Regions from separate parts of the Homo sapiens genome. Here region 1 is linked to region 2. Evidence: chromatin loops called from intact Hi-C (ENCODE). Cell type or tissue: mammary epithelial cell. All regions are shown on one strand. Links, peaks and the distances in the headings refer to the core of each region. The heading gives the core; the rest is flanking DNA.

What was found. Hi-C counts contacts between places; a loop is a spot of excess contacts. Peaks named below come from ENCODE experiments on the same cell type or tissue, not always from the same donor. Only the 100,000 strongest peaks of a DNase experiment are listed, where the experiment ranks them.
Region 1: it touches region 2 in a loop (7-fold over the local background); 2 of 110 quality-filtered maps call a loop at or near these places.

The regions. Positions count from the first base shown.
Region 1 is chr17:51,757,336-51,772,826 of GRCh38, forward strand. The region is part of intron 3 of CA10 (carbonic anhydrase 10); the gene reads right to left. Among named protein-coding and RNA genes, the nearest start is that of LINC02073, 330 kb to the left of the region's middle. In mammary epithelial cell, for the core only: a CTCF peak has its summit at 7,228 (motif pointing right); a DNase peak (open chromatin) is centred at 7,246.
Region 2 is chr17:52,162,717-52,178,207 of GRCh38, forward strand. No RefSeq gene overlaps it. Among named protein-coding and RNA genes, the nearest start is that of CA10, 12 kb to the left of the region's middle. In mammary epithelial cell, for the core only: CTCF peaks have their summits at 8,446 and 9,206; no DNase peak of the experiment used is centred there; H3K27me3 peaks cover 240 bases.

The DNA.
Region 1 (15,491 bases), core at 2,867-10,866, 410 kb before region 2:
CAGACACACAGATTAGCAAACTTAGGGGCGTATGGATTCTAAAGCTAAAGGACTTCAGAGATCATCAAGCTCTTATTCAATAAACCAGGAAACTGAGACACAGAGTGGTTGAGTGAGTTGTCCAGGATTATGCAAACAAGTAGCAAACCCAAGATTAGAAATCAACCCACTGAGTGTTTCTTGCTTTATGTAGCACTCTTCCCCCTCCTCTTATTCTCTTGCTTTTCCTTTAAATTATCTTATGCTGAGGGTACCTAAGAATACTGACTCAAAGTTAGAAATGCTAGAGTACTATAATAAGTGTGTGTATACACAACTACCATAGCCTATAGAAAAACAGAAACAATTCAAGTTGACATCTGGACCTGCCATTTACATGACATGTATCTAGATACTGGGCTCTTCTCACTGTTTGTCCAGATGTTTTATGCTATGTAGCTTTCATAGTATTGATTAGAAATGGAAAAGATTAGAGGCTAGATAAGAGCATGGTGGCAGAGGGTGTGGAGCTTTAGGAGTAGGCCTTTTTTTTTTCTTTTGCAATGCATCTTTGAAAGAAAGCAGAAGGGAAATATTTGGAGCTCGTAGGCTGGGGCTGTTAGGAAAAGAGTGGCTTAGATGTAGGTAAATAAGAAAATGGAACCAGACTGGAGCGATCTGCTTCGAGTTACCATTGGTGGGATTGGGTAGGAGAGTTGATGTACTTCTGAGATCTCACCCACTACTCTTAACCCTGCAGGGAAAATAGTGGGTTTTTTTCCCTTAGTAATGCTAAGTTTACGCTGATCTTTCTCTTACCTATCCATCTGAGTCAGCCTGTGTTTCCTCTGTAAAAAGGATAGGATTTTGGCATCTACACTGAAAAACTAGATGAAATGATCACATGCACTGCTTATTATATTAAATCATATTATTATTAAAAGCATTGAATCTGTTTTTGATAATATTGACTCTTCAAATAATACATGATTTATTTGCACACTCTGCAGGGATGCTAGGTAGCACCATTGCAGTGAAGCATCTCTTCAACTTGATTGATCTTGGTAATGACAAAAGACACAGAGAACAGGTGTGAAAGATATTGCTTGGTTCACTAAGGCGTGGGCTAAATCAAGAGAATGCTCCCTTTCCTCCATCCAACCCAAGGATACCATGGGCTCATGGCTGGCATTAGGCTGAACATGTTCTTGCCACACGTAGTCATTGGCGCTGAAGCCCTTCACCTATTTCAGGCTGCCCAGCCTCTGACCAGGAAGGCACACTTCAGAGAGTGGTATCTGGAATGAGTTTTTCCCTCACAATCCTGGTATGTAGGTTTCCGGGGGGTGAGTCCCATGTATTTCTTTCCTACTGAACCACCACTGCCAACCAATGGTTTTATTAGTTTAATATTGTTATTTTAATAATTTAGTATTATAAACAAAATTTAAATTTGTTAATTTGTCTTCTGTGTCTGCTTAGCTGCCTTATGAACATTAAAAATCCTGACACAAAACCTTCGAGGTCAGCATGAGCTTCCCATTTTCCAGTAAGAGGGTGGTGCCACATGCTCAGCTCATATGGCCAGTGGGTTCAAGAGCCAGACTGTGAATGCAAGACTGTCCGATTTCAAAGTCAATCTCCTTATGCTTCACTGTGCTTCTCTTAAGTGTCAACAAGCAGGCCTAATCCGTATGACCCCAGTTCAGTGTGGGTTTCTGGTTTAGTTCTCCAATTCCTTTACCTGGGTTAAAATTCGGCTTTAAACCTTAGCCCACTAGCATGTGGAGAGCCTGGAGAGTTCTTGTCAAGCCCCTCATTGTTGGTTGTCTGGATCAATTTTTTTTTCTTACTTCTTAGTGAGTGGCTGGAGTCTTATGCCAACTGGATAAAGTTATTGGAACCAAGATGGTACCAGCTGATTGATTAGCAGTATGCCCCCAATGGAATTGCCTGTGCTGCTGCTCCTTTCATGAGTTGGGGGCTCACCTTGGCTATCTATGCCAGCCGAAATCAAGATTGGGTTGAGTACACTTCTTTGCTCTGTGTGTGTGTGTGTGTGTGTGTGTGTGTGTGCTTAAAATATATTTTAATATATCAAATATATTTAATATATGTAAATATGTAATATATAAAATATTTAATATTTTATTATATATAATAATCTATATTTAATATATTTATTTTTTTTGGTAAGGATAATATAGGCATGATTGGATGTCTATTTACCAGTCTTGATTCCTGCCATATCTCAGCACCTGAACAATGTTTGGTTTCCATTTGTTGGATGAAAATGGATAAGGTTTTGCTTTGAGCATCATCTGGGTACCTGGTCCAAGCTCCACCCCCCATTCTGCCTCAGTAGGTCTGAGGTGGGACTCAGGAATCTGATGTCTTCCTCTCCTGAGCTTCCTTTGATGTTCATTTGAGCTGAGTCTGACAGTTCTTCAGTGCAGTGGGGAAGGGGTACAGTAATATAGAGTGACTTTTTTTTTATCCTTTCTCCATCCTCCCTTCGTGCCTTAAGGAATTGCTTTGATAATTATAAAGATATAGCACTAAAGCTCTTTCTAAATATATGTAGTGGGTTATACATTGATTCATCTTCAGGCCACTGTTTTTCCCTAAACTACGAAAATTCAAGGTTAGGCTGCTTTAATTAACATACTAAAACTTGCCTTAGAAAGCTTATTTCTAGTTTAATGTCATTTAATTCAATCCCTGATTCACAGGGCTTCAGGCAAATAACTCCCGATCTCCAGTTATTTTATCTCCAAAGAGGAAAATGCCTTTTAAGGGGTGCCTGTGGAACACAGTGGCACACAGGACACTGGCAGGGTCCATAGATCCTTCTTAACATTCCCCGTGTGGTCATCACTGGTCAGATGTCAGAATCCTTGATGCCAGTTTTTCAAAGTAGAAATAGCAAATGTTTGGGGGATAATTAGATAGTAAGTCTTTGCTCATTCGTCATTTCATTGTATGCAAGTTAAGTATGTAACATTTATTTCCCATGGTGTCCTTGCCCCTATAGGCTCTCTCTCACTATGACTGCTGTGCTCTAGGACACACTGAAGACAGCCACAGTGGTCAGCAGACAGGGTAAATCAGTGAGACAGGCCAGGTGTGTGACAGCAGGGAGCGGTGGAGATGGTGGCGGTATGGAGGAGCATCATCTCTCATCTCTTGGATGTCTTTGGGGCAGTATTCAGGACACTGGGAGATGGCCTCTGGAGGAGGAACAGAGAGAAATGCAGGAAAAGGAGGGGATGGGATGCGAGACTTACTTTTCATTTTGTGCTCTTTCATATTGTTTGAATTTTAAAAATAAACAGAATCATTTTTAAAATGAAATGAAAGACTCTGTAGACAATCACATCTGATGGTATAACCTGGGATGTGTGCTACAAGAGTCCTGTCCAATACAGCAGCTATCCAAAAGAAACAGAAGGCAAGCTACATCTGTAATTTTTAAATTTTCTAGTAGCCACATTAATGAAACAAAACAGTGAGATTAACATTAGGAGTTTATTTCATGTAACCCAATATATCCAAAATATTATTTCAACATGTAATCGATATAATAATTATGAATGAGGTGTTTTATATTCATTTTTCATAAATCTTGGAAATTTAATATGTATTTTATACTCAAAACACATTACAATTCGAACTCACCACATTTCAATCGCGGCATGTGGCTAGTGGCTGCCATACTGGAAGTGCAGCCTGGTCGGGTCAGTCTTCCTTCCCAAGCTGCCCTCCCTTATGCGAACACAGCTATATTAAGGAGTGGCCGGCTGGGCAGCTGCTGAGGATACCAGGCTCTGAGGAGGCTTAAACACTCCATGAATAAATTAGGCATCTAATGCCAGTAACTTATATTTGTTTCCTACCCCCAAAACAGACAGATAGCCCTCTATCTGTTGAGGTTTTTTTCTTTTTGAGTGTGTGATTCATATTGCAAGTTTTATGGGCCAACCACCCTGGGAGCAGCCAAGTGACAGTTGCCTGGGTTGGCAGTTAGAATCTATTGATGTTGAAACTCAGTAGTGCATAGCTTAGTGCTATTTACTAGGAATACATAATGTGTCCCATTATCTAAATTATAAACCTCTTAATATCTCTCCTAAGAATTTGGTTGAATCTGAAAATCATTTAAAAAAACTGAAAAGATAAATGACATAAAAGTGGGAAACCTTTTGTTCACAGGTATATTTGTTGGGAGATGATGGAAGAATTCCCAGGGGCTTTCATTTCACTGCTTCTTCCTCCTCCCAAGATTACCTAATCCTTGCTCCCATCTTGAAGGTCAATCATTTATTCTATTCATCAAAGCTCCTAGTTTTGTCAGTTAATGACTATGCATTTGGTATTTCACATTGCTGTCCAGTTTTCAAGTATTTGCATTTCTCAGTGGCTCTGCAAGTGTAATGAACATTTGCTGTGCCGTGGAAGCAAGGCGTAGGGTCCTAAACTGATATATAGACATCATCCACAACCAAAATCCAAACAGGTCTCTACCCTTCAGGCACTTATTATTGGATTTACCACTGATGCTATTTACAACTGAAGCCCTTAACAAGTGAGGTGTGACCATAGAAAAAGACACCAGTTTCTAGAAACTGCATGCATCCTTTCTAGAAGCAAGCAACCAAGGAGACTGCATTTTCTAACTAGAGATCATATCTAGATATACTAATAATAATAATCCATCAATATCACTACCATCTACAGAGCTCTATATGGCTGCAACTATGCATGCATTAGCAACTTGATCCTTGCCACTACCTCATGAAGTGGATATTTTTATTATCACCATTTGATGAAGAAACTGAGGCTCAGTGAGGGTAAATAGGCCACAGATCTGTAAGTGTAATAGATAATACATGTGAAAGAGCCCATGCCTGGTGAGCTGCTGTATTGGCTGTAAGGAGGAGAGATGATTTTTGTCCATGGGTACTGGGGCATTTCCTGGAGGAGTAGGCATTTGAAATGGGTGTTGGAGCATGGGTTATTGGCTCTAAGGAGGAGAGATGATTTGTGTCCAGGGGTACAACAGGCATTTCCCAGAGGAGTGGGCATTTGAAATGTGTCTTTGAGCACGGGTAGGATGTAGGCATCTGGAGATGCCTAGAATAGGGAATAAAATCAGTGAAGACTTGGGAATGGGCAAATATAAGGCACACAAAGGGAGTGGCAATTGTCATGAGTCCAGTGTTCCCAGAGTGATTGGAACAGGAGCAGCTGCGGGGAGGGGTTTGCACAGAAGATCGGTGACAGTAGGTGCCAAACACCCACTGTGTGACAGATTCTTTGCTAGGGCTTCACATAGTTCTATTATTTACTTTCCACCAAAATCTGTATGGTAGGAAGTATTACTATCTCTGAGTCACAAATAAGGAACACCAGACTCTGAGGGGTTAAATAACTTGCTCAGGTCATACACTAGCAAGAAAAGGAGGGAGAATTTGAATGCACATCTGTCCAACCCTTTCCACTGCAAAATGAAACAAATCATGTTTTAAAAAGACACTTTTCCGAGGAAATAATGTCCTGCTTTTATGCTCTGCCCTGTGACACCAATTCTCCAGAGTTGCTACATTTCTATATCGAGGCAAGCCCCCACTCTTGGTGCCTCCTCTGTGATGTGCATCCCCACCTCCACTCCCACCGCACCTCTTTCAATGGTCTTCTCCCTCTTGCCTGGTCTTTGCCTAATAGGAATAAAACATAAAAATCAAAACCCAAGAAAAGCCCAATGTCATGATTATCAAGTAGCTCACAGCACCAGCTAGGATTTTACCTTAGGGGTGAGAAGATTTATATTGCAATAATCAATATCTCAGAAATATGTGGCTCACTTTCTGCAACTGACATTCCATTTCATGGCTTCAAAGCAATGGTTACATCAGCCAGTTTGCGTCTTTAATATAGTGAAATGCCTACTGAGGGAAGTCGGTGGAGCATGTGCTGTGGGGGTGGGGAGTCTTTATTGCCATCTAATGACCCTAAAATCAGCTCTCTGGTTATCCAGCACGGGAAAGCAAATGGAACCTTCCATCTCATCCATGACAAAAGTATTGAGTGGTTCTGAAGTTATTTGTACAATTGATCCAGCTAATATCAGGAAAGCATGTTCACCAGATGAATTAGAGACAATTAAATGCAATTCTGTGCTCCTGTTTTCTATACACAGAAGACAATCATAAACCCAGAGGGTCCAAATGAAATCATCTGACCCATTTTAACACCCTTTCCGTCCCACATTCACCATTCTAGTCCACTGAAAAGCCTCTCAGATTTCCACTCGATGAGGTGATTTCATGGTGCATTTCTGCTATGCAATCCCCCTACCTCTTTTACTGTCAATGAACTTAAATGCTCACAGCAAAACTTATTTTCATGAGTTCCTTTCAGTTGCTTATATACACACACACACTTAGCAGAGTAACCTTTCCTTCTTCTCCTTCTTCACCTCTGACATACACTCATTCAACAATTTAAAGAAATTCCACCTCCTAAAAACCCTCTGTAATCTGCCCATTCTCTCTGTCTCTGCTAATGTATCTTATTCTATCCCTCATCTTATTCTGACCCCTCCTCTCTGTCCCCCAGACATGGCCCAACTTAAGCCCTTATTTTACCATATTTCCTGAAATATGCCATAGGTTGTGAAATATATCCTGATTTTATGAACCACCATGAAAGTAAAAAAAAAAAAACTCTACAAATAAAATAAAATAAAATAAAATATGCCATTGTTTGTAGGAGGCCTCCTAAAGAGATGTTGAAACATGAAAAAAATGTGCATCTTAAATGGATGATACACAGTATCTCTATGAAACTCTTATCATTGTCTCCTGACTGCTCATGCCAACAATCTTGTAGTGGCACAACAGGCCCTTCACAATCAGGCTCTGAGCTGCATCTCCTTTTCCTAGGCTTGCAAAGCCCCTTCTCATTTGTCAAGACCACCTCCTCAAAGTCCTTTGAAACCCCACAGGCTTGGTGATGATGCTTCCCTGAGTTCCTATGACTTCCTTAACTTAAGCGTAATAACACATAAACATAGCTTTGTAATTATCTGCCCCCATGTCCCACTATGAGAAATCCTTGGAGAAAAGGCTATGTGTCTCCTTCACCTCCATATCCCCAGTCCCTGACACAGGACAGGGCAGGTCCTCCTTGAATTGCTGAATGCAATGGACTGTGTGATACATGTAGCTTCTGAACCTAGTCACTAGAGGGCAGTGTGGAACCATCCCATTGCCCACAACTGCGGTTCCCCAAGAATCTAGGTTGCAGAGGTTGTAGGAAGCTGGCCTATGGCTGAGAGCCTAGGAGGCTACATGACTCCAAGGGCCCAGTACCATTCTGCAGAATCGACCCTGAGGATGCTCCTAGCATCTCCGTATTTCTTGCCAGCCTGCCCACTAGGTGCTTTCAAGTGGCTGCCTCAGCACATTTCTTGATTAAGAACCAAATGCTCTTCCTAGCTCTCCACCTATAGGGATGGGGGCAGAGGCCACAGAGAGGGAAATAAACGTCTCCTTAACATCCCCATTCTCATTTCTAATAAAGGCAGGCTTACTGTGAAGGGCCTGCAATATAACTGCTCCACTTTGAAGAACAACAGGTAGCAGCATCAATATTTGATTTTTAAAAGGTTGTGTGAACAGTTTTAAATATTAAAGATAAAGGCAAAGACTTAGATCATCTTTTTATCTCAGCAGTTGAAGATTTTAAATGAAAAATGGTGCTAATGAGCAGAATAAGACTGTTCACCCATCAAATGGTATCTGGTTGCAATAAAGCAAAATCATTTTGGGGTTGGGGGGAGAAGGGGTGGGAAGCAATATCTGTACCAGAGAAGTTTTCTGTTCATTATCTCTGTAATGAGAGAAAAATAAAGCCACTCTGCTGGAGTAACTTTCTTCTATCTCATCGTGGGCTGTTTAGCTCCCTCAATGAGTGGTCTGGGACAGGCTCCGAGAAACCTCATAAATTAACTATCCAACTTCCTGGCTAATGAGCCCAATATGTCAATTTCTAGTGATCAAAATGATGCAATTCAATACAGCACAGTTCATTTTGTAAGGAAATATACTCTTAATAGAGAGAACTGCAGGGTCACCGTCTTCCCAAGATAATTATGGGCCAGAGAATTAGAGGCGTGGAGCTGTACTTACTGTCTGGAGATATCCCATGGGGTTTGTGTGGCAGATATTGTCTTTCAGGGACAATAAATTCCTTCATTATATTTCCATTACTGCATTAATGCAGCGATCTCCATTTTAGTTGTAACCAAGAAGGCTGGTTATTCCTGAAACTTGGCATTTAATGCTAATGAGAGCTTGCAAGGCAGGCAGCTCCCTGTGTGTGTGTGTGTGTGTGTGTGTGTGTGTGTATGTGTGTGTGCATGCATGTGTTTAGGGGGGGTTGGGTATAGACAATCCAGCAGAAATGTCAAGAACTAGAAGGTACCAGGGAGAGTCTGGAGGGCTGAGATGGCTCTGACCAGACAGACAGATGGATATCTGGAAGAGTCAGGGGTAAGTAGTCTGAGAGCCAAGAGTAAATTACAGCTGAAGAGAGAAGCTGAGATCACTACGAGGTAAGCAGTGCCAAGTGTGAAATCCAGCCTGAGAAAGCAGGTGGTCCTGAAGGTGAAACAAACAGATGCAATTCAAAAACAGGAATGCCGGGCAGCAAAAGGGTTCAGGAATGCTCGGAAGTAAGCAATGGTGCTGTAAACTCATCCTAATTCAGGGTTGCCTACGAGGTATGAGAAAAAACCAGGCACTTGGTGGTGGAGCCAAAGGCAGCCCTAGCCAATGATATCTCTTTAAAAGGCTCCAGCTCAAGGTAGACCCTCTAAGAGCAAGGACTCCATGTTCAGGCTTGCTGGAATTGCTTGATTCTATAATCTGCACCCCAAAATAAGGTACTTATTTGGTTTTAAAGTTAGAAGTGGATGAAAATGAATTCCACAAGTCTCCATGTGAGAGCTGATGAAGCTCCAGCATGCTATCTAACCATGCTGGAAGGCTCTGATCTGGCAGGGAGAACCAGGTGGGAAATACTGGTTTCACTAGCATTTTTCAACTTGATTCCAGTGGAGTGGACAGGCAACATAGTAGGAGAAAGGACAGCTCCTGGGGTCAGGTTCAAGTTCTGGCTCCTTTGCTCTTAGCTTCATGGTGTTGGGCAGGTTGCTTAACTTCTCTGAGCTGTGGTTTCCTTAGCTGACATTTAATTTGCTGGGCAATCTATCTATTTGCAGGGAAGTGGGGAGATAAATGAATATGTCAGTTTGCTTATTTTTGCTTATTTTTATTTCTCCAACACCAAAGATAAGAAAAAATAAGTTATAAACAGAATCAGGATTCTTTCCCTTGAAGCAATTCTTATCTAAAATGGACTTTAGTCAGGAAAGTAAGGTTGCTGTTAACTCAAGTAACTTGGGAAAATAATTGTGAAAAGAAAAATTTTCCATGAATCAGAGAGCTCAAAATTATAATATGTTAATTAGGAAGTGTTTACTTAAGGTGAGAAGTGGATTGTGCTAAGTTCAACATCCTGCCAGAGGTCCTCGATAGGCAATGACTGGCAATGCCCGTTAGCTTGCTCCATCCTTGCAATAAAACTCATTGTCCAGAAGTCTTGGGAGGTGCCTTGGTAGAGATCAGTTGCTATTTAAAAAATCTCTAACTGTTGACTTTTACCTTGTCTTGGCCATTGACTAAATCCAACTATTGTGCACTGAGTGTTTACTAACTGCAAGTTCATTTTAAATGTTCTCTCATTTGATCTTTATAATAATTGCATGAGGAGGATTTAATTATGCCTGTATTTAGAGATGAGAAAACTGAGGCTCAGGGAGTTTAGCTTAATCACATGGTTAGCTACTAATAGAAGAAGAGGGGAGTTTCACACTCATACTTCATTCATCATTAGGTGGATTTCATATCTCACATTATTTTTAGTACTCATCCTCAGTGACTCTGGCTTTGAGCCTCTTAAATTTGTAAAACAAACTTGATATTTTGGAATAATTTCAGTAGGTCTGCAGAAAAGTTGCAAAGATAGTACACAGATTTCCATATATCCCTCACCCAGCTTCCCCTAATGTTGACATCTTATGTAATCATTGTACATTTGTTACAACTAATAAGGTAATATTGTTTCACCACTATCAACTAAACCAGTGATCCCCCACCTTTTTGGCATCAGGGACTGGTTTTGTGGAAGACTATTTTTCTAGGGATCTAGGGGTGGGGGGACAGCTTTGGGATGATCGAAGCACATTACATTTATTGTGCACTTTATTTCTATTATTATTACATTGTAACATATAATGAAACAATTACACAACTCATCATAATGTAAAAGCAGTGGGAGCCCCGAGCTTTTTTTTTTTGCAACTAGATGGTCCCATCTGGGGGTGATGGGAGACAGTGACAGATCATCAGTCATTAGATTCTCATAAGGTGGACACAACTCAAATCTCTCACATGCTTAGTTAATAATAGGGTTCATGCTCTTAAGAGAATCTAATGCTGCCACTGATCTGACAGGAGGTAGAGCTCAGGCAGTAATGTGAGCATTGGGGAGTGGTCCATGGCCTGGGGGTTGGGGAGCGCTGAACTAAACTACAGACTTTATTTGGATCTTACCAGTTTTTTCACTTATGTCTGGTTTCTATTCCAGAATCCAAGCCGGGATACTACATTGCATTTAGTGACTCTCAGTTTTAACCTGATTATTTGCCACAATTTCCTTCGGGAAAAGTTCGGGGTAGGGATAAAGGCTAACATTTTTTGTAGCCTGGATCCACATAAAGATGTGCTTTTTTTTTTTTTTTCTTGTTTATCTTTTATTTTGCTTCTGGTAGCAGCAGTTCTTAAAACTCATGGCACACGACACTTTCATTTTGGCCTGGGATCTTGGCCTGCTTGTACAATAGCTGCAAAGGTTTGGGATTGAGATTCAGCTTTCAAAAGCGACTCTCCATCACTGTCTTCTTTCAAGGACAGGAAATTTCAAATCAACTTTGGGCTTTACCATTCAGTGTGCCAAACATTCCTGAAGTTTCTACGATTGCCAATAAATAAGACATTCCATCATCTTTAAGACATCAAATCTTCTGATAAATTGAATTTCATAAAATATTGCTCTATTGATCTTAGTGCTCAACTTTCAATAAGGCAAGCCAGCAAGAGTTGCTGGCTGGTACTTTTTCTGCAATGAGGATGTCATCTGCTTACATGGGGAGAGACATTTATGAGGCCAGGGTTCCTGACTTTAAATTTCAGTTCCTGGCACTATATCAAGTCCACAGTGATGACAGTTACCTTCTCTCCATTGCTGCTGCTTTAACTTTATAGAAAACTTTGCTTATGCTTATTAAACAATGTGGCACAAACCCTGTGAGGCTACACTGCAAGTCATGTAAGCTAGTACTTGGCACATAGTGGGTATGTGATCTCTGTTAAAGCTCTCTTTCCAGCTAGGACAAAGGAAAATCAAACTTGTCTCAAAACTCAATTTTGAGAGTTCATCTCGTTTTCAGAAAGGAAAGGGCCAATGATGAAAACTGATGACATGGCAAGACTGAGAAGAAAAAAACACAGTATTTCTTCTCCACACGGTTTTTCCAGGGCTGCTCTTGAAATTGTCTGCAATGATGTGCATGTATTTTTTTTAATTTTAAAAACAAATAACATTTTTATACTTTTATAATGACAACATGTCTTGAATGCCATCTGTTCTTGCCATTTGTTAAGGCAACTCAATGAGAAAACAGCATTCGGATGACTAATATTTAGCCTGCTCATAGTTTTTAAAATGGATGGACAGATTCCCTTGAGATTACACCCCAGGATCCATGGCAAGCTGGTGGGGTGGGAGAGCTGAAGGTGGAGTTTTTGCCACTACTGGGCACACTGGGTCACTCACCCAGCATTTCTTAAGCAATCACAAGGTGCCAGGCAGTGTGCTAGAACTAGAAATATAATACAAAGATAAAAGAGAGACTCATCTCTCTTGTGGGGACTGAGGAGTAAATACACAATTCTGTACAAAATGGTAAGTGCTAAGACAGAGGTTTGCAAAGGGACGTAGTGAAATATGTAGAGGAAGTTAATGACTCACACCGTGTGTGTGTATTTGGGGGTGATGGGGAGTGGGTTAAAGGGTACTCAGAAACATTTCTGGGAAGGAAATAAAACCCTGACATCAGTCTAGCAGAATTGGTAGACATCAGCTATATGTAAAAGGGGGTGGATTCAGGCTCACATAAATCCTATGAGACCAGCACAGTGCATCAAAGATATATTTCCAGTCATCCTTCTGTTTGAACTAGACCAGAGAAAAAGTGTATTCAATATAGCTAGTGAGTTAAACACTACTTCCTGGGCACTCACCAGTGCATCCTAAAACGGTTGATCAACATGAATTGATTGTTCAGCCCCAGACCAGGTAAAGAGGGGATATAAGAGAAGCCAACGTGGTTGATGATGGGAGGGCAGCCGCAATTCAGCCACAGGCAATGATCAAATAGCAATGTGGGGCAGTGTGTAAATATGGGGGTCCATTTATGCTCAAGAAATGGGTGCATCCTCTGTTACTCTGAGGCCATAAAGTTGCTACTCTGAGTCTTTTTTAGGCCAGTTGCTGGAGGATCTGGTGTAGAAAGGCTAGACAGGAAGGAGATCTAGGAGGCTTCCTCCCAAATCTAAGATTCTATATCTCTGTTGCTCTTTTATAGGACTGAGGTTAAACCTTTTAAAAATAGCCTCTGTAGTTTTTTTTTTTTCCCTAGAGCTATTTGGGTGTGCCTGTCTGTTTTTAATTCATAAGAATGCACAGTAGCTGCACATTGTAAAATGCATTCCTGACACCCTCCCCGCCCCGCCCAGAAATAAAAAGCTTTCCAGGCATGACTTCTACGTTATTCTCTAAATCATAGTTATCTGTGGTGACCAGCAAGTTACCAAATATGGCTATAATATCCTATGTTTTCTCCATATGCTATGGAGAAACAAAGAACCCCTAAACAATGAAAACTAAGGAGACACAAACCCTCCCCCGAGACCCTAGGCTTGGAGGGGCACGAAATAATACCACCATTAATACTAATATTTGCTAAACTGTATTGTGCAAATTTGCTCAACTGTTTCCTCTGTTTCCTATGTGCAAGACCCTGTGCTGAGCACAGTATCTCACTGAGTCATCACAGTAATCCTGTGAGCTGGTACTGATTGTATTAGGCTGTTCTTGCATTGCTATACACAAATACCTGAGGCTGGGTAATTTATAAAGAAAAGAGGTTTAGTTGGCTCATGGTTCTGCAGCTTGCAGAGGAAGTGTAGCACTGTCATCAGCTTGGATTCTGGGGAGGCCTCAGGGGGCCTTTATTCATGGTGGAGGGCAAAGAGGGAGCAGGCATCTCACATGGCCAAGTGGGAGCAAGAGAGAGATAGTGGTGGGGGAGGTGCCACACACTTTTACAAAGACCAGATCTCAGCCGGGCGCAGTGGCTCACGCCTGTATTCACAGCACTTTGGGAGGCTGAGGCAGGCAGATCACGAGGTCAAGAGATCGAGACCATCCTGGCCAACATGGTGAAACCCCATCTCTACTAAAAATACAAAAATTAGCCTGGCGTGGTGGTGCATGTCTGTAGTCCCAGCTACTCAGGAGGCTGAGGCAGGAGAATCGCTTGAACCCAGGAAGCGGAGGTTGCAGTGAGCTGAGATCGTACCACTGCTCTCCAGTCTGGCGACAGAGTAAGACTCCGTCTCAAAAAAAAAAAAAAAAAAAAAAAAAAGACCAGATCTCCTGTGAACCCAGAGTGAGAGCTCACTCTTCACCAAGCCATTCATGAGGGATCCACCCCTATGATCCAAACACCTCCCACTAGGCTCCATCTCCAATACTGGAGATTATATTTCAACGTGAGATTTGGACTGGGACAAATATCCAAACTATATCACTAATGTTACACTTGTTTTATAGATGTGAAAAGGTGCTCCTTATAATGGAGGATGATTGACCTGTCCAAAATCACAGAGCAAGATGGTGATAAAATCAGGTCACCAAGCCAGGCTTGCCCAGTGCTAAGACTTCTCCCTATTATATCACCTCCCAGAATTAAGACAATGGAGTTTTCCCATGCCACACCCAGCATTGCCTACTCTCTGTAATGGCTATGTTGGGTCTGGAGACTCCGATTTTCCATGAAACTCAGTAGTCATACACTTGGAAATCTCAAGTTCTGCCTTTCCCCCTTTTGGCATGGGTGGCTGTCCCACTATGTCTCAGCCTTGCCACTTCTTCCTAAATCTGAGAAAGTGAATGTTAGCCAGCCCTGACTCTTTCCTGTTGACTTAGCAAGCACTGATTGAACTTGTACTTGGAACAATGGTTTCCTAGGTTCTGAGTGGCAGAATGGGGCAGGAGGGGAGGAGACCAGTGAGGCGAGGCTTGACCAATACCAAGCTGGCTAACATCAATATGGCTCTTTACCATTTTACAGAGAGTGTTCACACACTCATTCTCCTATGGTTCCCACACAGGAATCTCTGAAGTAGGAGCAGGCATCCCATCTCACAGGTGAGGACAAAGCCTCTCACAGAGTGTATGTGCCTCATCTGTGGCCACGTGCTCTGCAGAATCAGGGTTCAATTACCATCCCTGTGATGCCTCGTGGAGTGCTCTGCATTGCTGCTGGAATCCTATGTCTCCTCCTACTTACTTTCCTCTATTTCATTCTCATACATAGCTGAACCTCTCTGTGCCTCACTTTCCTCATCTGTATATGGGGAGAACAATAGTGGCTACTGTTTTGTTGTGAAGATTAAATAAGGTAATACATGTAAAGATAGTTGAAAGAGTACATAACACATAATAATTACTTAACAAACATTAGGTACTCATAGTTACTATTAACAATTACTAGTATTACCATTACTGCTGATACTATGATGCACACACAAGTAACAATTATAAAGATATATGCAAATAAATGCAAATGAGTATATGCACTTGCTTATTATTTTACAATGAAAGTGCTGAATGATACGAAGCAAAAAAAAGTGATATAAAATAAGATTTCCTAAACTTGGCTGTTTTTGATATATATATATCCCTAACATTTCATGTTTCAGTAATTAAGGCCATGAAGAGAACTAAAATATTGACTAAATCCTGGAGGAATTTCCAAATGGGAATGATGGAAAGACAGACACAGAGACAGGCCAGCCACCACAGCCACCAGGTTAAAATGAGGGAAGGCCTACAATTGCCATGGGAACAGAGAAGACAAGGAGAGGGAAAAGAGAGAAGCATTTTTTTTTTTTTGAACTAGGCCAGCTAACACAGTTATGTAACTTAATTGTCATAACTGTCATGTGAGATACATGGTATTAGCCTCATTTTACAAATGTGGAAATTGAGACTCAAGTTCAAGTACCTTGTTGAAGTCACAAAATGAAATGGAATTTTAA
Region 2 (15,491 bases), core at 3,868-11,867:
AAGGTCTCTGCTTTCTTGCAGTACTTAGCTTTCTGGGGCCAGTCACAATCATGCATGTGGCTGGGAAAGCATATTTAGAGCCTTCTTTGTAGACCCAACCATCCTTATAAGTGATGTTCTAGTTTTGAATTTGGGGTGAATAATTGGAAAATGCCACTTCAAAACACATCAAGCTCTATTTAAGGACTGTCCCATTCCCATTTAGAAAATGTTTCTATTTTTAATTGCTTAGATGCCAGAGGGAAAGAAAAGTTAGTGATGAAGCTACCCCTAACTTCTACCAAAAAGATAAAATTACCCAAATAAATGGAAAGATATACCATGTTCATGAATGAGAAAGCTCAATATTGTTAAAATACCAATTTTCCCCAAACTGATCTATAGAGTCAATATAATCCTAATAAAAATCCCAGCAAATTTTTAAATAGAAATTGTCAAGCTGTTTCTAAAATCCATATAAAAATACTAGGGAACTAAAATAGCCAAAACACTTTGGAAAAAGATAAACAAAGCTGGAATATTTAAATTATGTAACTTCAAGGCTTATAAAGCTATAGTAATCAAGACAATGTAGTACAAGACAATGTAGTAGAATATAGACAAATCAATAGAACAGAGAGAGTCTAAAAATAGTCTGACATATATTGATTGAGTTGATTTTCAACAAAGGTGCACACTCATTTCCTTGGAGGAAGAATAGTCTTTTTAACAAATCGCCTTTTCAATATTTCGATGTCTATTTTTGAGAAAAAATAAAGATGAACTACAATCCATACCTTACACTATATAAAAAAAAGATGAACTCAAAATGGATTATAAACCTAAATGTAAAACCCAAGCCTTTAAAACTACTCAAAATAAATAAAAGAAAATCTTTGTAAGTTTGGGTTAGACAAAGATTTTCTACAGATGACACTAATATCATTATTAATTAAAAAATAATTGAACTTTGTTGGAATTAAGAACTAATATTCTTCAAAAGATAATTTTAAATAATTTTTAAAAGTCATAATCTAAGAGAAAATATTGGGAAATTATATATGGCACAAATGACTTGTAAGCAAAATAGGTAATAATTCTCAAAACTCAATTTATTAAAACAAAAATTTTAAAATGGGCAAATGATTTGAATAGACACTTTACCATAAAGATATAGTAATGGCAATTAAGAATATAGAAAAATGCTCAACGTTATTAGTCATTAGGAAAATAAAAATTAAAACTCCAATGAGATACCAGTATACATATATTAGTTTGGCTAAAACTAAAAACAAAGCAAAACAAAATAAAAAACAATACCAAGAGTTGGTGAGAATGTGGGGCAGCTGGAACTCTCATGCATTGCTGGTCAGGTAAAATTATGCAACGACTTTAGAGAAATGTTTGGCAGTTTTAAAAAATTAAATATTAATATATATAAAGCATATGACGTCGCCATTTTGCTCATAGATATTTATCCTAGAGAAAGAAAAGCTAATGTTTATATGATACTTTTACTCAAATGTTCGTAGTCCTTTATTTGTAATAGACATAACTAAAAACAACCCATACGCCCATCAACGAATCAATAGACAATTGAATTTTGAAATAATTATGCAGCAATACAAAAGTAATGAACTATTGCAACATGGAACAACATGGATTAATCTCAAAATTATTACACTGAGTGAAAGAAGTCAGATAAAATAGAGTGCATATAGTATGATTCCATTTATACGAGATTTTAGAAAGTATAGGCTAATTTACACTGACAGAAAGCAGAATAGTGGTTGCCTGGGGAGGCAGGCCAGAAAATGGGGAGGAATGGGAGGGAGAGACTGGAACAGCGTAAGGAAACTTTTTGGGTTAATGGCTATATTAATTATCTTAATTATGTTGATGGTTTATGGGTGTACACATATGTCAGAAATTATCAAAATATACATTTTAAACACATGCAGTTTGTTTTAGGTCAGTTATACCTGATAATAATCCAGCCAAATGAATGAATTAGTTTTTTGAAAATATAAGGCAGAAACTGTAATTATAAATAGATATTTTTAAAAGTGTGGCTGGACTAGGCTTAGAGAAACTCAACATTACCGAACTGTTGTTTCTCTGCACAAGATGTTACTTACTACTAAATTACTTAAACTTTGAGAAATATTAAAAGGAGTTGTATGTCTCCGCAATTTGTAAGCTCTGGTGTAAAACAAATAGCTCTGATGTTGTAGCTATATCTTTATCTGCTTTACAGGTATTGGATTATTATATTATAAAGTAATTATCCTGTTGGTACCATAGGGTAAAATTCCATTATTAACTGGGCAGATTTCCTTTGGAGACAGTGGAAAATACCCAGGTTTGCCAGACTTGGAGAGAGGCAGATCTTGGGATAGAAATAAAGACTCGAAAGATGAGCCTTAGACTGTGGCTTAGCAACAAATGCTTTGTTCATTGAGCAAGGATGATAGGTTAAAGTGTCTATGTACACTCGCGGGCATGTATAATGGTGCTGGGAAAGCTGAATACTGTGATTGGGTTGTGGGCTGTGAGCTAGTCAGGGAAGAAGGCTTTATAAGACAGAAATGTACACTGAAGTGACCTAATAAAATTGGCAATGTAACTCTGATCTGAGAGTAATCACATCTGGTAACCAGTGACAAGTTAGCCTCAATGTTATTCCTTTCTACCAGCTCTTCAGATAACTATTTATAAACATTGTAACTTATTTTGGAAAAATTCCCTGCAAACGCATGGACTAAAATGATGAGGGGAATTGCCAGAGTTCTGAAACCAATGTGGAGATGGTAGGAGAAGCGGAAACAAACCTTGGTGGTACCTCAAATCATGGAGTAGAATGGACAGCGACACAAAGGGCAGACCTGTGGCAGAACAGAGGTGGGGGATGGTGAAGACACTGGTGATAACAGGGATTATGAACAGATGAATCAACCCCGAAGGGACTCCCCAAGAGTTAGTAGGGATTCCAAACTACCTATCTGACAAGGAATTAATAACCAAAATATATAAGGAGTTCAAACAACTCAATGGAAAAAAATTTAATAATCTGATTTCAAAATGGGCATAAGATCTGAATAGATATTTCTTTAAAGAAGACATACCAGTGGCAAATGGCTATATGAGAAGATGTTCAATATCATTGTTCATCAGAGAAATGCAAATCAAAATTACAATGAGATGTCATCTCATCCCAGTTAAATGGCTTTTATCCAAAAGACAGGCAATAATGAATACTGGTGGGGATATGGAGAAAAGAGAACTTCATATCCTGTTGTTTGGAATGTAAATTGGTATAATAACTATGGAGAACAGTTTGGCGATTCCTCAAAAAATTACCATATTTTTTTTTTAGTTATGCAAGTGATTGCCATTGAAAGTAATGGCAAAACTGCAATTACTTTTGCACTGACCTAACTAGAATCCAGCAATCCCACCCTTAAGGTAATACACCCAAAAGAAAGAAAATCAGTATATAGAAGAGATATCTGCACTCCCATGTTTATAGCAACACTATTTACCATACTGAAGATTTGGAAGCAACCTAAAGGTTCATTAACATAAGAATGGATAAAGAAAGTGTGGTACATATATACAGTAAGTACTATTCAACCATAAAACATATGATAGCTTGTCATTTGACATAACATGGATAAAATCATAGGGTTTTTTTAAATGAAATAAGCCAGCACAGAAAGACAAATGTTAAATGTTCTCACTAATTTGTGGGAGCTAAAAAAGAAAACAATTGAACTTATGAAGATAGAGAGTAGAATGATAGTTGCTAGAGGCTGGGAAGGGCAGTGGGGATGGTTAATGGGCACAAAAATATAATTAGATAGAATAAATAAGATCTAATATTTGATAGCATAGCAGAGTGATTACAGTCAATAATAATTTATTGTACATTTAAAAATAACTTAAAAAGTATAATTGGAGTGTTTGTAAATGATAAATGCTTGAGGTAATGGGTACCCTATGCCCCATTTACTCTGATGTGAGTTTTACACATTGCATGCCTTTGTCAAAATACCTCATGTACTCTTTAAATATATAGACCCATTACATATCCATAAACACTAAAAATAAAAAAATTAAAAGATATTCAGTGTAGACGAAGGTCAGGTGGAAATAAAAACACTGAAGAAAGTGTATGACCATTATATTTTTAAAAAAATTAATAGGGAAATAAGAACTTCAAAAGGAGGACTAGTAATCTGCTATCCAGTGTGAAGATTGGGGCTGTCAAGCTGTGTATTAGCTTCTTATATCTGCTGCAATAAATTATTACATACTTAGTAAAATAACAAAAATGCATTTATTTATTTATTATATATTTATTTGTACTTAAATTTACTGGTTTATCATAAAACATACCAATGAAGCGGTAGATAGGACAAGGTCCAGAAGGGCCCTGAGCCCAGGAGCTTCTCCCATGGAGTTAGGATGTGCCACACTCTCAGCACATGGATGCATTCGCCAACCATAAGGCTCTAAAACAAAAAAATGTATCTTTGACTTCTGAAGGTCAGAAATCTGAAACAAATCGGCAGGGCAGATTCTTTGTGGTGGCTTTCAGGGAGAACATTTTTCCTGCCTTTGCTGTCTTCTAGATACTGTTTATGTTCCTTGGCTCATGGCTGTCTTCCAGAAATGATTTTACTCTACTTTCTGCTTTCATCCTCACCTCTTCTCCTCTGAGTTTCTCTTTTCCTTATAAGGATTCTTATGACTACATTGAACCCAACTGGATATTTCAAAATAGTCTCCATCACAAGAACCTTAATTTAATAACATCTGTCAAATCTTTTTTGCCATGTAAAGTAACACATTCTCATGCTCCAGGGATTAGGATGTTAACATCTTTAGGAGGTCATTATTCTACCTATCACAAGCAGATTGATTTGGGTCACATGAAGAGTGCCAAGTGTAGATCAATGGAGCTTCTCATAAAGTAATTGAAAAAAAAAGCTGCCACTTTTTAATCTATACAGTAATGTACCTTACATTTTTCAATAGTGAGTTCATGTGAGTTATTTGAGGAATTGGTATGAGACCTTGTTCTCTATAAATGAGTCTATCAAGAGGAAATGTTAAGGTATTTGAGTGGATACAGTTCATTTCTCTGGACAAAGAATGTGAGGATGCTGAAATGACACATACCACTAGGAGAATAGATTATTTACCTCTCTTTGATATCGGAATAGATAATAGTTTAATTACCACCAGTGCTCATTATATTTTCAAAATAGGCTTTCTTCTCACCCATACTATAATTTGTGTCCAACGTCAAAGAATTAAAATGCTATACCTTATTTACTATTTATATTTTGGCAGATGGATAAAGAATTTGATGAAATAGTTCACATTAAGATTGTGGCACTTGGGCTAAGGCTTTGGGCATCATTTTGAAAGTTAGTGAAACTCATGTTACACTTTTCTCCTTTTTATTGAATTTCTCTCATATATCCAGTCTCCTTAACTCAAGATCTTAAAAATGGAAGACTTATTTGCAATGAGTACATAGCAGGCATTCTGTAAAAGATTGCTGAAAAATTGAATAGGTTTGTTTATTTGTTTATTCAAATAAATCCACTTTTCTTCCATTTTTTGTAATGAATTTGATGATAAATGTTTCCTAATACATTGTAAGTGCACATTAATATACTTTCAGTCCTAATGTAGTCCAACCCCCTTATTTTTTATGTGGGAAGATGGAGGCTTAAGATTAGGTCAAGTGATGTGTCCGAGTTCAACAAAGGCAAAAGCAGGGGCAGGGCCAGAATTTCAGCCTTCCTAGTTAATTATTAGTTTTTATAAACCTTCCATTCCCATCATTATTTCTTTTGTGACCAAGTAACACAGTGCAACAGCTGAAACATAGATGGCAAATGTATTAGCCAAAACCAGGCATTTTAGTGGGAGACATTTTTCTTAGATTGTCTCTTTCTGTCCAATGCACTTTCAACTCTACCTGACCATTTGTGTGTGTGTATGTGTGCGGGTGTGATGGGGTGGTGTGTGTTTATTTTACATTAAGCAATTTCCAGTGAAGTTTTATACCAACAGGAATGCTTCGCTCTTCTCTGTGAGCCAACTGCCCTATCGGGTAGCAGTTATAGATCAGTATAGAATATTTTAGTTTCATAATGGTTCTTAGGTATAAAGAAAGGCTTAAATTAGCACAACAGTCTGCTTTCACTACAGCTTGCATAATTTTGGAGTTAGCAACTGACACATTAGGTTTTAAAACTATTTGCTGAGATTATTTTTTTACATTGTCTTCCCAATGATTAGCATTAAAATTACAAGTTTTAAGCTTCATTTTGCACTTGAAAGACTCTTTGTAGTTCTCTACTCAGCAATGTCTACATGCTAGATTATAGAGTTATATGTCTCATTTATTTATTAGGAAAATTAACAAATAATGGGTGTGGCAGACATATCCACTATGAAAAGTCAGAGGTATGGGACAAGAGTCTTCCCTCCCCCAAGCCCATGGCCCCTTCCCCTTCTCTTTCTGCTCCTGGCCACTGCTTCCATGGTCAAGTGATTCATGTAGGGTCTTTCATGTTTGTATGAGATATCTCAGGATCAAGTGCCTTAAGACCATGCTTTTACACACATCTCCTTAAAGGGCCATTCTTTGACCACAGGTTCAGTCCTGGGTATGCACTCACCAGCATTGCAGCCTACTTTTGGGGAAAGAGATCCTCCCAGCCCCACCCAACCACCACAAACACACACCTTAACAGTATTAAACATCAAATCCTTGGTGAAATAACATGCCACTTATTCAGAGCATTGAGGAAGTTCAGCAAGGGAGGAATACTGCAACTGGAGGGCTCTGAAAGGAATTCCATTTCCAAATCAACACAGAAGATAAGACCCTGCTACAGAGATCTAGTTAATTTTCTTCTCCTGCAAATGAGATTTCCTGAATTGTATCCAGCTTCAACAACAGATTTTTTTTTCTCATTGGTTCTATTGTGTGGATGTAATAAAGTAAGAGTTGAGTTACCATAGCAGAAAACCCTCAAATTTCTGAATCCGTTCTCTGATTGCTACTAGATAGAGAAGAAAACTAACGAAAACAAAAAGAGCCTCCTGCCCAGCAGGACAGGAGATATTGTGAGTAGCCATAATTTTATGATGGAGTTAACAACAATTGAGATCAAAGGTTGAAAGAGTAGAGTTTTTCCTACAAAAATATAAACATGCCATTGTCAGGTATTGAAAAATATCAAGGTTGTTGTAAATGTCACATAAACATATGACTAAGTAATGGTTCTTATCTCATTAGTTCAAATGCTTTCCTTAATGAATCTTTTGAGACTTGTATGAGTTAATATTACATATAAGATGATATTCCATTTTCATGTTCCATAAATTATTATTTCTTTAGGAAAATAGATTTTTAAATGAATGTGAATGAAATCTTAAATATATTTTAAATGATCAACTATTAAAGTAAAAACTTATATTGTTTTCATCTGTGTTCGCCCAACTTTTCTTATGATAAAATAGCAATTTCTGGTGGCTGTTTCTCATTTTCCTTCCCATGAAATGGGAAACAGACTGGCAACCTGCCCTTTATACTTCAGTCAATTTTTGCTGGAAATAAAATGAGCAGAATAAGCTCTATTTTCTCCTCTTGCATAAGTACATTTCAGATGAAGATGGTAGTAATTTTGGAGATGTTGCCATAATAATGTTTGAGTTATTGGATTCAGCTCAACCAATAATCACTTGAGTTAGCTTGTTGGAAAGTTCTCAATAAACAAAGATAAATAATAGGGCTTTCTATCAAGTAGAAAGTGGGCGCTACTCTAAAATTCTTCTCATTTACCATTAGACGTTTTATAAGATTTTCAAAGAAAAATTGATTTTAATATACTCTAATTACAACGGCTCTTAAGGAGGTGTAGGGGGCCTGGGCATAGTGGCTGATGCCTGCAATCCCAGAGTTTCAAGAGGCTGATGGGGGAGGATCACTTGAGACCAGGAGTTCAAGACCAGCCTGGGCAACATAGTGAGACCTCATTTCTACAAAAATGAAAATAAAAAAATTAGCCAGGTACCATGGTATGTAACTGTGTTCCAGCTACTCAAGAGGCTGAGGTGGGGGGGTTGCTTGAGCCCAGGAGTTTGAGATCACAGCGAGCTGATTGTATCACTACACTCCAGCCTGGGTGACACAGCAAGACCCTGTCTCTAAAATAAAATAAAATAAAAATAAAAAATAAATTTACAAATGAGGTATAGGGGATGAAAGTGTCACAAAATCAAATGGTAAAAAGTTTGAATAAGGGTCATTGGTATAAGGAATAGAGTCTCTATTGGTTCAGGGACTGATTTTATCCAAACAGTTTGGCAGCTGAGCTCTATCAGGATAGCCTCTTTTCACCTCCTGTCTACCAGCTGTCTATTTGCAACCAGCAGGGTGCAACCTTGAGTCAGGCTGGAGATGCTTTGTCCATATGGAAAAGCAATGGCCAAATTTAAAATAAAGGTACCTAGGGGTAAGGGAACTTAAGAATCTCAATCTAACCATTCACACTGAGGGGAAGACATTTCGGGCTACTCTGGTGGAAACCCAAACTAGATAATGCAGATCCAAAAAACCAAGCAGAGCCCTTCCAGGAACACAAACAAGTTATTTTTCAGAGAGAATTTAAAGTAGAGAATTGGTTGAACAGGAACACAAACAACAAGTTATTTTTCAGAGAGAATTTAAAGTAGAGAATTGGTTGAACAGGCATTGGAGGACTAAAAAGCCACCATGAAACACCAAGTTAATGCAGAGAGAATAACTCTAGGAAACAGCTACCACCATTATAACCAGGGAGACAACATAAACAGATTAGGATGATCAGAACCAAGAAGCCTGGAGGAGGGGTCCCTGATGATCTAGGAACTGTACCTCGCAAGAGAGGGTGCATCCCATTGGACTGGCATCTTAGAGCTCAGAGGAGGAGCTGTAACTCAGACCTCTGAGTACAGCCTCCCTCTCAGCTGACACTGAAACCTAGTGGAAGCTGGTTCTGAGACTTTTGGAAGAAACTGGAAAGTGGAAGCAACTGCTTGCTGAAGTGAAGAGCTGTTGCTGGGAGATAATTGCAAAACCAGTATGGAAAACTGAATGAATCAAGTCCTTTCTTTGCACCTCTTGTTTTCTAGGCTCCCTCTAGCACTCCCTGTTGGCAAAAACCTAATAGGGAGCAAATTGACAAAAGAGAAATGTGCTTGGTGGAGATCCAGCAATAGCATCACAGAGTATGGAGGGACTGGGAATGAAAAGAGGTTAGGCCTGGTGTGGTGGCTCACACCTGTGATCCCAGCACTTTGGGAGGCCGAGGCGGGCAGATCACCTGAGGTCAGGAGTTCAAGATCAGCCTGGCCAACATGGTGAAACCCCGTCTTTACTAAAAATACAAAAAAATTAGGTGGGCATCGTGGTGTGCACCTGTAATCCCAGTTACTTGTGGGGGCTGAGGCAGGAGAATCGCTTGAACCTGGGAGGTGGGGGTTGCAGTGAGCTGAGATCATGCCACTGCACTCCAGCCTGGGAAACAAGAATGAAACTCCTTCTCAAAAAAAAAAAAAGATTATAGGTTAATAACTGTCACACCCATTAATTCCGACCAAGACAAGACTTGAGTGACAGAAAAATTAGCCTCTAATGTTGTAGAGCTACATCGGCTGTTATAGTGCAGGGTTTTCAGGATGAAGTTTTGCTCCTCAGAAGCTTTTCACTGTGCTTGATATTGAACCAGTGCACTTCTCTCTCATTCAATAGCAGTTCTGATATCTAACCCACAATTTCATATGTATTTGGCTTTCCAAAAATCTGCTTTTGAGCTAAGCTCTTGCTACCTTATGAAACTAAGCAGCCTACCCCACAGCCTCTTTTCTACCTTCAAATTTGTCATTCCACAGCTTTGGCTTGCTGTCATCACAGTAAATGGCTGAGCCTTCCTTACAATCACAGTGGGGACTAGCCCCCAAATAGCTGATCACACCAAGGATGTTGCCTCACTTCCATGTCCCTAGAACCTACCAGAAGACAATGTTAATGATAAAATTTAAAAAAATATGTTTTCTGATTCAGAAACTTGACCCTGAGGTCATCTGAGTTACAGAAGCATTGCTGCCGATCTGCAGTTTCAGAAACCATTATAGGAACCCAGAAGAGGAATGCCCAATATCAACCATGTATTTGGGCAAATTTTGTTGAAAGAAATGAGTTGCCTTGAACTTAAAGATGTGCCAGCCTCAGGCACTGTGGAGAATACAGTGGATAAAGAGGCACTGCACCCTGAATCAGAAGGCTGATGTTTGAATCTGAAGTCTGCCATTCTCTACCTATGGGATTTTAAAAGACACTTAAGTGCTTGAGCCACAATTTCTTTTGCAAAAACAGAATAAAAACATATTTTATATAGATTGAGACAATGAAATGGAACAGTATAAATAAGAAACATTTAACACATCATAGATAATAATTATTAATTCATCTAATTCTATATGGAATTGTAATTGGAAAATGTAATGTGTGGTTTATGAAACATACCAATCAGGAATTTAAAAAGACATTATTTACCAGATGTTTAATGTATACCAAGTCATGGTTCTCATGCATCTTATTCTATATCCCTTCCCCACTCACCAATATGGCACCATGATCTTTGATTATCTGGATGGGAATGGGGTTTAGGGAAGGTAAAGTAAAATGGAATAGATTATTATTCAAGCAGACATTTCTGTGTAAAGCAAATATTTATTTGGCATTCACTTAACAAGTCTTTCTTCTTGTTCTTATCAGAGAGGAGAAACACCAGAGAGATGAGTTTCCAAGAACTGTAATAGGAATCAAAAGACATGGGTTGATGTCACTGCTCTGCAATTTAGAAGTTATCTGGGAAAGTTACTTAACCTTTTCCAGCCTCCGTCTTGGTTGTTGTTGCTTTGTTTTTTGACTTTGTAATAGGTGAATTACTATCTAACCCATGGCTGTTTAGCAGAATGAATGAGATATTACATGCAAAGTACCTAGTACAGAATAAACCCTAAAATCCCTAGTGGGAGTCATTATTGTCAGCCCCTGAGCATCTAGTGTTTGTGGACTTTGGAATCAGTGAGATAAGGACTTGGGTCTTGGCCTTGCCACTTATTGGCTGTGTGTTACTGGGTAAGTCACTTAAAATCTCCAGGTTTATTTTCCTCATCTTTGGAACAAAGAGAGTAATACTGAGTCTCCTTACCTTACAGAGTTACTCAGTGGTGGATCTGATGAAAAAAATCAGTGCGAAACACTTTATACATGTGTGCTTATGTGTATATGAGTGTACATGTGTATGCTTGTACATATATGTGTGAATTCGTATTTATATGTATATATATTCATATGCATATCTATCTATATACATACATACATATACATATACAAAGGCCTATTTCAGATAGTATCTTAGTATTAGATAATGTAGCTATTATAATCCTGGGACTGGAATTTACTGATTAAGGCAAGGAAAGGGCATCGAAATCCAGGGTCTGCTGTGACAATTGAGGGATGCAAATGTAGCCTCTCATTTGTTTCAAATAAACATTAATGTCTTTATTCCATTCATTAATAATTAATTGCTCCAGGCTCTGATTCTTGTATAATTGTACCTTATGAAAGTCCACAGCAGAGAAATATTGTGCAAAATGCAAAACACCAATTTCATCATGAGTAATAAAAATTCAATTAAGTTCAGAATAAATGTGTGAGTTAGTAACCCCAGCTTAACATAAAGCTATGGAATGTAAATAGATTTTGGAAAACAAAATAACTAGGGTGTGACAATTTATCAAGTGTACTGAAAACCCATCATTGCTTTCTACACGCTGGCAAGAAAAGGCCCACATTACAAGAGAGAATAATTTTTGACATTTTTATTGTGCTTTATAGCTGGAACATTCCAACAAGGAGGTTGAATAGAAAACTTCCTATACAGCATAGCCTAAGAAAAAATAAAAAGTAGACTTCCCAGAGTTATTTTTTCCATGTACCTTTGGTGGGGCCTGGAATTTTGCAGCATTGATTAAGGTCTTCATTCTAGAACAAAGTGATCAGGGTGAGGTGAATAATATGACCACTAACTAGAATCAAGGTTTGAGACCTGGTCTGCACTCAATTAACTATGAACTAAGTAATTCAATATGTCTTATCTTCAATTACCTATCAGCAAAATAGAGACACTAATGATGTTTATTGTTATGAAAGCGTTAAAATGAGATATTTAGTTTAATCACTTTGCATATGTTAGGGAACTTATGAATGTTATGCAAGAGATGAAATTGTAATTTAATTTGATGATTTCAGCATGTTTCTTTTTTATTCATGCAAATCAAAATTTGCAAGTTGAAATAATTTCGCTCTTCAAAGGAGGAACTTCAGAAAAGGATTTTTCCAATTTTATCATTTCTCAAAATAATATGGGAATTCCTATTTGAAAAATGAATTTTAAAAGTCATGTTAAAATGAAGTAGCCATATAACAGTCACAGTGATTTTTTTAAGTATAAAAAAGTATTATCAACAAGCCTTATCACTCACTTTCTTCAGCAATCTTGAATTTGTCAGTAATAAGTATATTCTAAAGAATGAGCCACAGACTTTGAAAGCAGCTTCTAAGAAAGTATTTCATAAATGCTCTGAATAATGATAATGTGAGTAAAATCTTTGTATCAGAGCACCTTGGGACTGGAACAGACAAATCAGACCACTTCCTGCAGCTGTCTATTTTTGTGTTAAACTACTTTCTACAGCCGTGCTTATCAACGGTTGTCCAGGTTATACTTGGACATCTTCAATAATTGTAGACCCTTGATTTCACATTGATGTCCATTCTATTTTTGGTTATTTATGGCTATTAAAGCCATTTCTTTCTTTCTTTCTTTCTTTCTTTCTTTCTTTCTTTCTTTCTTTCTTTCTTTCTTTTTTTTTTTTAAAGACAAGTCTCACACTCTTGTCCCCTAGGCTGGAGTTCAATGGCGTGATCTTGGCTCACTGCAACCTCTGCCTCCCAGGTTCAGGCAATTCTCCTGCCTCAGCCTCTCGAGTAGCTGGGATTACAGGTGCCTGCCACCATGCCTGGCTAATTTTTGTATTTTTAGTAGACACGGGGTTTCACCATGTTGGCTAGGCTGATCTCAAACTCCTGACCTTAGGTGATCCCCCCCGCCTCAGCCTCCCAAAGTGCTGGGATTACAGGCATGAGCCACTGCACCCGGCCTAAAGACCTTTCTTAAAATGAACTTAGAATCTATTTTTCTGTAACTTTTTTTTTTTTTTGATGGAATCTCACTCTGTTGCTGGGCTGGAGTGCAGTGGCACAATCTCCGCTCACTGCAACCTCTGCCTCCCAGGTTCAAGTGATTCCCCTGACTCAGCCTCCGGAGTAGCTGGGACTACAGGTGCCCACCACCATGCCCGGCTAATTTTTTTGTATTTTAGTAGAGATGGGGTTTCACCATGTTGGTCAAGATGGTCTCAATCTCCTGACCTCGTGATCCACCCGCCTCAGCCTCCCAAAGTGCTGGGATTATAGGCATGAGCCACTGTGCTCGGCCTATAACTTTTATTCCAAAATGTTCATATATTCAGGCTCTACCCATGCTCTATTTACTCCTTTTTCAGGTGGTGATATTTTGGTTTTCAAATAATTTTATACTCATTTTTTAAAAGATAAAGAGCCCCGTTAATTCAACCTATTAAAGAGGATGTAGAATTAAATGCAATATTTCTAGTGTGGTCTAACCAAAACAGATTGGATGTGTGTGTGTATGGATGTATGAGTGAGTGCGTGTATATATGCTTTTGCTTTTTCTAGAAAGTGATGTTTATTTATTTATTCAATAAATATTAATTAAGGTCTTTACTATGTGACAGACACTGCTACAGATAGTAAAACATTGGAGATGAACATAATAGACAGTTTTTTTAATTCTCATAAAACTTATATTGTAGTTGGGGAATAGTAAATGTATCATTATATGATTATATATCAGATAGCTAAATGAGAAGATTAAAGTAGAATAAGGTAACAGAGAGTGGTGGGGTGGTGGAGAGCAGGTAGCTCTTTGAGATCAAGTGATAAGAATAGATTTTGCTAAGGAGGTAACATTCAAATTGGGACCTGATCAAAGCAAGGGATGAAGTAGCAGAGTCCAAAGAGCATTTCTGGCAGAGTTAATAGCAAGTACAAAGACCCAGAAGATAGTGAACTTGGTATGAAAAACCACAAGACATTTGTGTAGCTCTCCTAGAATGAACAAGAGGAAGGGTAGTTGGAGGTGAGGTCAGAGAGGTAGACTGGAATCAGATGCTGTCAAACCTTGTAGGCTATGGTAACGTGTTGGATTCTATTCCTACAGGGCTGTAGAAGTCATTTGAGTGTTTGGCTCAAAGGATTTATTGTTTTGAGAAGATTGCTGGCTTTATCTCCAGTGTAGAGAACTGACACAGGTCACAACAAAGAGGAGGACATGGCCTGTGGAAGCAGAGAGATCATCTGAGAGAAGCTACAATTGCAGACTAGGGAAGAGATGTTGGGGTCATAGACTAGAGAAAGCGGTTGGATTTGGAATTTATTTCCAGGGTAGTGTCTACAGGATTTGTTGATGGCTATAGGGGATGGAGGAAAAAGAGGAACTAAAGATTTTATTGTGGAACAAAGACATAATGGTTTTGCAAACAGGCAGAGAATCGGCAGTTTCAAGGAAAAGTTTTATTGTAATGTGAAAAATAATATCCTGACATATCCCACTGATAGCCCAGCATAGCCACCGTGGCACTGGACTAGAACTCAGATACTTTTCTGAGCTTTGCCACTTATAATTTTGCCTTGAGTAGGAAATTTTCCATCTCTAGGTACTCCAGTTTCCTTATATGTAAAAATGAAAGAGTTAAATTAGATTCTCTCTAAAGGTCCATTTATTTCATTTGTACTATGTCTCTAAGGATCAAACAAAATCTTTGTTTGCTAATAGATATTTTGAACTCATTAGTGACATTGCAGCAAACTTTGCTTCATAGGGGCCTGTAAGGCAAATATTTCCCAAGGGGAAAGTGTATAGAATTCCATTAGGAATGTACTCAACAAATTGAAATGTCATTTAAAGCTTACAAAGAGTCCCATTTTGATGACCTGACCTAATAAAACAAAGTGAATAAACAAAAATTTGCCTCACTAATGCCTGGGCAAAGGGAAGGGACTCAATCTAGTTATTATACACTGCTATGTGTTTGACAATGTTTCGAGTTACTTCAGCCAAAAGTTTAATCTAAAAAGTCAGTAAATGTTTGTTCAGTGGGGAAAGAAACGCATGATGATTGAATTACATATTACAGCTTCATTGATTGACAACAAAAGTACTGAGCTATTTGGTCTGGTAAATTGAAACTCTGTTGCATAGGAATAAAACGAAAAGAGGAAACCTTGATTA